Linked DNA regions of Mus musculus: region 2 is linked to region 1. The links are chromatin loops, found by intact Hi-C in ENCODE. Cell type or tissue: heart. All regions are shown on one strand.

What was found. Hi-C counts contacts between places; a loop is a spot of excess contacts. Peaks named below come from ENCODE experiments on the same cell type or tissue, not always from the same donor. Only the 100,000 strongest peaks of a DNase experiment are listed, where the experiment ranks them.
Region 2: a loop joins it to region 1, with 7 times the contacts of the local background. A loop is called at or near these places in 13 of 42 quality-filtered maps.

Annotation. Positions count from the first base shown.
Region 1 is chr11:84,816,063-84,821,062 of GRCm38, forward strand. It overlaps Mrm1 (mitochondrial rRNA methyltransferase 1), which reads right to left and starts at 3,453. Exons shown (of 5, transcript NM_145433.1): 1 at 2,775-3,453; 2 at 2,538-2,631. The coding sequence starts at 3,310. Dhrs11 (dehydrogenase/reductase (SDR family) member 11) reads right to left here. Exons shown (of 7, transcript NM_177564.5): 7 at 4,666-5,000. In heart, CTCF peaks have their summits at 1,464 (motif pointing right) and 2,149 (motif pointing left); DNase peaks (open chromatin) are centred at 1,148, 2,289, 2,739 and 3,469; H3K4me3 peaks cover 2,217 bases; H3K27ac peaks cover 2,197 bases; H3K27me3 peaks cover 278 bases.
Region 2 is chr11:84,427,004-84,432,003 of GRCm38, forward strand. The region is part of intron 12 of Aatf (apoptosis antagonizing transcription factor); the gene reads right to left. Among named protein-coding and RNA genes, the nearest start is that of Aatf, 84 kb to the right of the region's middle. In heart, a CTCF peak has its summit at 2,720 (motif pointing right); no DNase peak of the experiment used is centred here.

The DNA of each region.
Region 1 (5,000 bases):
ATGGTCAGACCTGGAAACAAGGAGTCTGAAATGCCCACTGTGGGAGCGGAGGGAGAGAGCTGTGTAGCAGAGGAGTGGAGTAATCTGGAACTGGGGAATGGAAAGTCAGGAGTACCCTTTTTCTTTTTCTCTCTGCCCTTTCCCCCCTCCCCTTTCCCCATGGCCACTTCCCTGGCCTTGGTCCTTGGGGACAGTGAACTCAAAATAAACCTGCCTTTAATTTAAAAAAAAAAAAAGAAGAAGAAGAAGAAAGAAAGTCAGGAGTTTAAATGTGACAGTGATGGGGGAGGTGGTGGTGGCGGCACACAACTTTAATCCCGGCACTTGGAAGGCAGGCAGGTTCCTGTGAGTTCAAGGCCAGGCTGATCTACAGAGTGAGTTTCAGGACAGCCAAGGATACACAAAGAAACCCCATCTCTAAATAAATATATAAATAAATAAATAAATAGATAATGGCAAGAAAGAACCAACTCCAGAGAGTTGTTCTCTGACCTCTACATGCACACACACTGTAGCACACATACCCAACACACACACACACACACATATATGTATATATATGAACTTGAGACACTGAAACAGGAGGATTGTGAATCATGAATCTGAGGTTGGCTACATAGCCGATCCTTTTCTCAAAAAGCCAATACAAGGGAATAAATGAAGCTAGGCAACTAGATTAGGGGGGAAAAATTAAGCCAATTTACACAAAAGAGATCCAAGGCCTGAGACTTGGAACATGACAGTGTTTGGAGGTCATGGGATCAAAGAGAATTCACTGGAGATGCCTACAGGAGAGTGCAGAGGCAAAGGGACGGCCAGGGGGAGTGGGTGAGGCTGTGACTCACGGACAATGTGTCTGCCTAGTGTAAGCTGAGTTTGATTGCTGAAAAAAAAGGTGATTAAAAACAAAACAAGACAAAATCAGAATGACCATATGTGCTAGATGCTGTAGACCTGTCAAGTACCTGAGAACTAAGAATGGACCTTTGAAGCAACATGAAGGATACTGTGACTGTCCGGGGCTTTGATGGGGTACGAAGGGAAGGTTCTGATTAACATGAGGTCAGATGAACACAGAAGACTCTTGGCATGCTGCAGTGGGGCTGGTATCGATGGAGCAGGCTTTGGTAGGCAGTGGGTGGGGCACAGGGCTGGCTGCTGCCTCCAGCTCTTCCCCAGTAACCAGGGGAAACAATTCTGTGGCCCAATGCTGGCAGGGAGTGTGGGGTGTGAGGAGAGAACTCCACTTCCCACCAGTCTCGGACAGTTCCTCAGAAGGGGGGCTGCCTGTGAGATGAAGCCAGACATGCTTCTAGACATGTGCTGGTCAATATGAAAATCTCAGAGCACACCAAGCCACTTCCTACAGATTTTAACTTTGTCTTCTTGTTTTGTTTTGTTTTTTACATGAGAGTTAAACTGCATGTAAGTGTACACACCACATGTGATCGATGCCTAGGGAGGCCAGAAGAGGGCACCAGATCCCTTGGAACTGGAGTCATAGATGGCAGTGAGCCACCACGTGGGTGCTGGGAATCCTCTGAGAGAGCAGTCGGTGCTCTTAACTGTTCCACCATTTCTCCAGCCCTACTACACGTGACTATTAAGGATTGAAATATGGCTATTCCAAATTGAGATGTATTATGTATAAGCATTTTAAAACGGGATTTAAGCCGGGCATGATGGCACACAACTTAAGGAGGTTAACACAGGAGGATTTCTGAGGGATCTGAGGCCAGCCTGGGCCACACAATAACCTGTCTCATTTTTTTTTTCACTAATATTTAAAATGTATGTTTTAATGATAATACTTGTGGTATATTGGATACAATCATGTTTCTTTTTAGTTTTCTAGATTTGTTGTTGTCTTGTTTTGTTAAGACTGGGTAGCCCAGACTGGACTTGAAATAAACGATCTTCCTGTGTCCACCTCTTAAAAGCTGGAATTATAGATATGTGTCATCACGCCTGCATGGTTACTGGAAAAATCTGAAATTAGACATATGGCTTGAATATAAGTTTATCAGGCAGCTTTCTTCAGCCTCTTTTCAAGGTTATTTTCTCACTGAGGGATGAGGGTGGGGACAGGGGAAGGATAGAGGGTGGAGGGACTGCCAAATGCGGGGCAATGCTGCCCCCTAGAGTCTAGCTAGGAAACACACAGCTAAAGAACACTAAAGCTCGCCCCTTGGAAAGCCTTGTTTAAATCGCTTTGAAGTTGAGCTTCCGGGTACCCACGACTCCAGTCCACCAGCTCCCTGGAGTACTGCTGAAGTCCCACGGTTGTCAGACATTGACTTGCCGACACAGGTGGCCATGGCGTGTAGTAAATGAGACGAGGAAATCCCTAACTTCAGACGATGCTCTATTTAAAAGGCCCTGGGATCTTTCCTGGTGGGACTTAGAAGGTCGTAGGAATCAATGCCACCACGTCCCTTCTCTTCCTCCTCCCCCAATCCACTGCGTTGGAGATAGCTTTAACATCCCTAACTAGAGTCATCGCCTCCGCCTCTTCTTCCCCTCTCGCCCCATTTTACCTGCAAAAAACCGGGCAGGTCAGGAGTGGCGAACACGTCCATCACCTCCATAGCCCCAGCGCTGGCCTTGCTGACTACTGGAGTAAGCGGACAGCTGCAAAGGATCCCCACGATCCGTGTTAAAACCAGAAAATCTCTAGCCCCGCGCCCTACACACCCCGGGGCTCCCCGCCCAGTGCTTAGGAGCTTGGCTCCGCCTCCAGATTGGGCGTAAACTGAATTAAGGGACGTCCGTGCCTGTTTCTCTGGCTGGTGATGACTCTGTCTACGCCGAGGAAGTGAGCGGAGCGCATCACAGCCCCAAGATTGCGGGGATCCTGGAGCCCCTCAAGGACGAGCCACAGCTGCTGAGGGTCGTCGCCTGAGCTCGTGTCTGCCGCCTCATCGCAAGGCCGGGGTCGCAGCGGGCTCACCTCCATGCACACGCCCTGGTGCACTTGGTAGCCGCACAAGGCATCCAGTTTCTGACGCCTGGGCCTCAAGACAGGGATGCCCCGAGCCTCGGCCACCCGGAGCAGCTCGGCTCGCTCCCCCTGCAGCCCAGCCTTACCGGCCTGGAGCAGGAGCCGGGCCACGCGCCGACGGGCAGCCCGCAAGGCCAGGAGGCATGGGGACAAGCCAAATAGACGTTCCAGCCGCTGGGCCGGCGCCAGGTCATCCAGAAGCAAGCGACTCAGCTCCTCCCCGCCAGGCCGTTCCCCGCGCCGAGCCACCGAGGAGAAATGGCGGGCAATCAGGCGACTGAAGCACCCGACCGTCCAGAGTCGCCGCATTGCTCCAGCAGCGCCCGAGACTCCACTGACAGACAGCTGGGGAGGACCCGTTGACCTCCCACACTTCGTCCCCTCACAAGGACTGCCCACAACCTGACCCTCGAGCCAAGACAGTCACCTCCCAGCCTCCCACGTGGGTCCCCAGCTTCCGGGTTCTGGAGGCCCAGCCCCCTGTCCGATGACGCACATGTGCGCTTGGCGGCAACCACGTCTCCACTGCACCCCCTACAGGAGTGAGTCGCACTGCCTCCGCTGACGCAGGCGAGCCTAGAGGCTGTGCTGGTGCTGAGCTAACCTTGGACTGCTCCCGGGTGAAGGAAGAAGTTAGAAGGCGTTCACCTGCTCGTCCTCAAAGACCACCGCATGTCAGTGGTTTGGCCATCTGTTCAATCCTCAGTCTTGGAGCCATCCTACATCCTGGCACAATGTCATAGTTGGGACTTTCTCCCAGAAGCATATCCTGTCAGACCCTCAGCACCAGCCAGCAGAACCCCTAGAATATTTCCCATCTCCCGAAAGCCCCAACGAGCCTACGGTATTTCTGCTGACAAGCAGCCGATGCCCTTGGCCCATGGTAATTCTACGACTTCCTTGCTCACTGCCCAGACTGGCTCTTTTCAGCCTAGTCTTTTAAAATATCTTTTTAAACCTTTTCCCTTTTCCTAATGATTCCTTTTTTTTTTTAATGTGCATTGTTGTTTTGCCTGCATGTACATCTATGAAGGTGTTGGATCCCCAAGAACTGAAGTTACAGTTGTGGGTGCTGGGAATTGTACCAGGGTTCTCTGGAAGAGCAGCCAGTGCTCTTAACATTTGAGCCATTTCTCCAGCCCCCACCCCCTCTTTTTTAAAATCAATGTCTCACTAAGCAGCCCTCATGGATGGCCTGAAACTCGTTGTGTAGCCCAGGCTGGCCTCAAATCCACAGAGGTCTCCCTGCTTCTGCTTCTCAAATGTTGGGATTAAAGGTGTGCAATAGTATTAGTATACCTGGCTCCAACTTATTTTTCAAAATTCTTTCACATGTGCGGGCATATTGTTTGTCCGTGTGGCTGTGCACCACATGTGTGCCTGGTGGCCCAGCGAGAGAGAGGAGGATGTAGGACTCCCTGGGACTGGAATCAACATGGGTCCTCTAGAGCAGCAGTGGATGTACTTAATTATGTATTTTGGGGACATTTGTATCCTTGGCTCCTATGGCTGGCCTGGAACTAACCATCTCCTGTGCCCACTCCAGAAGTGATGTTCCGAATCTACCCACCTTCCTAGCTACCTGGAAGGAATTCTGAGACACCAACCACACTGATCACCAGGAAGGGGGGAAAAAACTGAAAGATACTTCTGAAGGTAGAGTAGGTTGTAATCTCTCTCTTTAATTGTTACAGTGAAATGTAGTAGGAGACAGACCCTGATACTCTGTAGCCGTGGTAAGGACCCCAGGGTGAGGGCCAAAACTTGGCTGGAGAGCTGGGGGGGGGGGAGGCAGGAGGGTTGGGAAGGGAACCTGGAACCCTGGACAACCACACAGGTAAAAGATGAGGTCTCTGCTGCTCCAACCCTAAGGGGTGGGGGGTAGGGTGTAAGAGGATAGAGCAATGCCCCTTCTAGGTACATCCCTTTCCTAGGTCAAAAGGAAGAGGCACAGGAGAGCAAAGGTTACGGAGCCCCAAGAGGACTCAGAAGAAGTTAG
Region 2 (5,000 bases), 390 kb before region 1:
GATCTGAATTCTCCTATCTGCTTTCTGGAAGACCATGCTCGTCTTACTCTGGCCTGGAAACCCCAAGCTCCAAGGTACCCCAACCCCCTACATGCTCTTGTGGGCAGCACAAAGAAAGCAGCTGACCCACAGATCCCCAGAAAAACCTGTCCACCATCTAAAACACATCAAGGTCTCTCTATAAGTGAGAACCTCGTGTCCTCCAAATGCATCCTTCAACAAAGCAGTCTGAGTAAGGGCACAATGTGCACCAGGCACAGTGGCACATACCTATGCTATGATCTAAGCACTCGGGAGGCTAGGGTAAATGGAACCCAAGTTCCAGGCCAGCCTGGGCTATAGAGCAAGAGGAAAGAAGGAAGGAGAGAAGAGAAAGACAGTTGCAAACCTACATACATAACTGCCTCTGATTAATGTGAAAGTTGCTCCTTTGTCGCTTCTCCAGGGTTCGGACAACCCTAACACCCACGACACATCTGGAAAGCACTCTGACCACCTTTCATTCCCCTCTGCACACTGCAGACCCTACACTACACACTACCGTGTGGCAGCCTGTGCCCCTCTACATGCATTTAAGAAGCAGGGACAGTGATAGCGCACACAGGCAGAAGACTAACAACTTTAACTCCCCCAGTGTCATGATGAGCAAAGTCCAGATCGTTTAAAACCTTGCAAGAAGGCTCCAAGCAGACACGGTGGGGACTACTTGTGTAGACAAGCGCATTGGTTGCTTGTGTAGACAAGTGCACTGTGCTGATGGTACCCTGACCAAACACAGCATCACTAACAATGCCTTTCATTATTGTGTTCTGAAAACAATTTACTTAGTATTTTTGGATGCTTATAAACACATACAGACATGGATAATCCTTGGACTCAAATACAGCACGCAGTATGATAAATTAGTGTTTGAATGCCAGCCTGAACCTTACTAGTTACTGTTGAGGATTACAGAGACACAGCAGGAGGCTGGAGAGACAGTGGCTGTTAGGAGTGCATACGGCTCTCACAGACAATCCAACCTTACTTTCCAGCACGCACTTTGGGTGGCTCACAACTGCCTACAAACTCAGCTTCAGCGAATCTTACACTCTCTTCTGGCCTCTGCAGGTACCTGCACTCACATGTGCAGATTCACATTTTTTATTTTATACACGTTTTTAAAATCCTAAAAAACAAAAACAAATCAACAACAACAACAAAGACACCAGGGAATATCAGAGAAGTCAGATGAGAAAGACAACCACAGGGCTGGTGAGGTGGCTCAGCGGATAGGAGCACTTGACCGCTCTTCCAAAGGTCCTGAGTTCAAATCCCAGCAACCACATGGTGGCTCACAACCACCCATAATGAGATCTGATGCCCTCTTCTGACACATCTGAAGACAGCTACAGTGTACTTATGTATAATAATAAATAAATCTTAAAAAAAAAAAAAGAAGAGAAAGGCAACTACATTCAGTCACCTGTCCAGACAACTATTCCACCTAAGAGAGGCCCACAGGGACTGAACTCTGCCGTTCTATGACTAACCCACTGGCCAGGACAGAAGGAAAGTGAATGGCAGTGCCCCATGGCAGACTAACAGTTCCACAGTTCTCTCCACTGCCTCTGCAAATCTTCCTGGCAGTATGCTGAACCCAAGGCCTATAATTTGCCTCTCCAGGTAAGGCCTTCAGACCTTCTGTGCCAATCCCAGCACTGTGTCGACTACAGCATTGCTGGTGTAGTCCAGATGGAGTGAACAGAGGACTCCATCGACACATTTGTGTGCATAAGCCAGGAACATATCAGGGCCCTCTATACCTCAGGCAAGCACTGTAACACTGAGTCACATCCTGGGCTAACCTCCTACCTTCTGAACACAGACATCCCTTACCTTCAGAGTTCTGCTCTCTTCTACTCTATTAATAGGCTCTGGCATTCTAAATACGTACTGGAAGGTGCCAATGGCACTAAACAGAGAATCCCTTCCAGTAAATCACCTGTATTCTATCAGAAAGCAGAGTGAGCCAGAGGGCAACGGATATGCACAATTGCTTTTTTTCTGTAGATACAAAAAAAAAAATCATGAGACATCAGCCTGCTGTCTTAAATATCCAAACAGAAAAGCAAGCACAGCAGTAGCAGTTGTAATGGTGCACAATCGCTGCAACCTGTTGTCAGAGCTAGCTCCCATTCTGGCCGAGAAAATGGCAGCTTCTTCAGCAGCGAAACTACTGCATCCTCCATAAATGCTATTGCTAGAACACAAAGCCGTGTCTCCTTCACAGAGGTATGAAGGACAAGTGGCCATCTTGACACACCTCACGGTTGGCTCTCAATAACACAACTCACAGGGCAGAAAGCTTATATATAACTTCTGCACACAGCTAAGGAAGTCAATAGACTCCCCTTTTCTCCTACCAGCAGAAGTGGCTCAAAGACTTCCTTTCTGATCTTCCCAGATTTCATACCAAGCCAAACCCAAACCAGAAACGAAGGCACACAGACACACACACCTACACACCATAAGACAAAGGGAATAGCAAAAAGAATAGGGCAGCTTCCCACAGACCAACTTCTGTGTGTCTTTTTTTTCCCTTAAAAAAATTCCTGAAAACTATTTAGTGGGATCAAGCTAGCAAAGTACTAAGTGACCCAGAGAATCTCTCTAGTATCACTAATCATCAGGGTCTGGATACAAAATGATCCCAGACAGCAAATTGCAGATGTGCCAATTTACCACAAGGTGGCAGTATATGACTCATTTCAAAGGGGACCAGGAGCCCATAAATTACCCAGGCTGTCTGCTCTCATCAGCACCCTCCCAGAGCTTGAAGGAGACTTGAGGAGGGCTGTTCCAGTGTGCTCCCTCAGTCAGGTCAGAACTGGGTCCTTCAAACCCCTGCAGATGCCTTTAGCCCCACAGCTCTAAATTACAGTTGGTGACGTGGCCTCTGGCCTGTCACCTAAAGATCAGACAGACTCAAGATTTATAAATGTTTAAAGAAGCAGGTCAGGCCCCAAACAAAAGATCTGAAAAGATGAGGAGAGGAGAGGAGGGAAGAGGGACAAGGTGGGAATTTGTTAAGGCTTTCTCCTTATAGATTCACTCCACACTAACAAAGACAGAAAATACTCAAAACTTCTACTATTCCTCCTACTAGCTTTCACATCCTTTTAAAGAAAAATAATTTACCTTATTAGATTTGTTGGGGTCGGGGTGTCTTCAGACAAAAGGAGACCTGCTTCTTGCTGCGCCTGTGTGTTAATATTCCATATTCCTGGGATGATTTCTACTTTCACAGTTTGACTGTTTTATAACAGATTTGATGTGAGAGAAGACAAATGGCCTCACAAAGGAAAGACAACAAATCACCTCACTGTTTTGTTTTGTTTTGTTTTGTTTTTTTAATCAAGGTTTGCGGGTTTGCTCTTATTTTTATTTATTTTTATTCTGGAGCTAGGCACAAGGCATTCTGCCTTGCTGGGATGTTTAATATTAACATCAGGCCACCGTGATCCTGGCAATAGAGTTGGCCGCTGTTCTGTTTATGGTTTCATGACTGCTGGCTTCAGCAAGATGAAGCTCCTGTTCAAACAGCTGCCCCTTCCATGGCTCTTATGATGAGCCAGGGGTGCTTCACCGCTTGGATGTGACTCACTTCCTCAGTATCAGGGGAGGTGAATGAAGCTGGTACCCAGGCATTCACACTGGCATTCACACCAAGGTGTTCACACTGGTGCTGCTGCCATGATGCCTGGGGCCCACTCGGCCAGGCTCCATGAATGAACATCTTGCTTTGCCTGTCTTTTGGTTCCTCCTCCACTCTCCACTCTCAGCCTTCCTCTTGCATCTGGATAACTCACCTGCTTCCACTCTCGGCCTCTGCTGTGTGAAGTGTACTCACAGTCTCCAGAGCCACCACCCTGGAGAGAAGCAACTGCATTCCTTCTTGCCATGCAAAGCTGTTCTGTTAACTGACACCATCTTTCTGTTTACAGTGGCAAAACTCATACCCTACTCTGGATTGTTTGGTGGCAGAAACTGTAACTGAATTCCAGGGATCAATGACATCTTTTACAATAATAAAACAAGACTAACTTGAGATAGGACCACCTGTACAGTCCAAACTGTCCTGGAACACATTATGTAGTTCAGACTGGCCTTTACTATAAATTCACTAAATTTATAGTGATTTTCCTGCCTCAGCCTCTAGAATACTACTGATATTTTATGGGCATAAACTGCTATGCCTGGATCTATGACTATCTGTACAATAATGCAGATACAATTTGAAAAGGTAAAAATTGCTGCCTTCATCTTTTTACTTTCGAACCGTATCCCTCAAAGAACTTCTCCATAAACCAGATTCTGAACAGAGTCTATGCTAGGAATACCTCCTGTCAGAACACATTCAAAGAACCCTCCACCTTACAGCATAGTCTTCCCTCCGGTTGAAGTGACTGGTCCTGCAGTCAGCCATGTGCTGGCCTCAGCTGGTTTTATGACTAGCTTTAGGGAGCTTACTGCTAAATGTAGGATGAGGAATTTTCATGTCTTCTCTTGGAAGCCGGTGTGTCCTGTTGGCTTGCATAGCTGTATCTCCTCCTGCAGGATCGAGCTGCAGGAGAGGCGGATGGCTGCCATGTGCGTGTATGAGAAAATGTGTATTGATTTCTCCTTTCTTATGAAAGAGCACAAAGCATTGAAGAACAATTGCTCGTCTCTGCAGCATTTCACACTCCACACAAAGGCCCAGCCCCCACTGCCCTAAGAAGCAGAGAGGAGAACTGCCCAGGACAACACCAGGGCCCCATCTAGACCCTACCTAGCCAGCCTCTGTTCAACCCATTTCTCTCCCTGGATGGCGTTCCTCATCTATACTGGAGAAGAAAGAACCTTCAGCCTTATTTACCTTTTAAGTGGAGGTGCCTAGAGGGTAAAAAGAGTTAATGTTTATAAAGTGCTCTGCTTCCCAGAGGGAAGCCATGGATAGGACACAAGGTGCAGCTGTG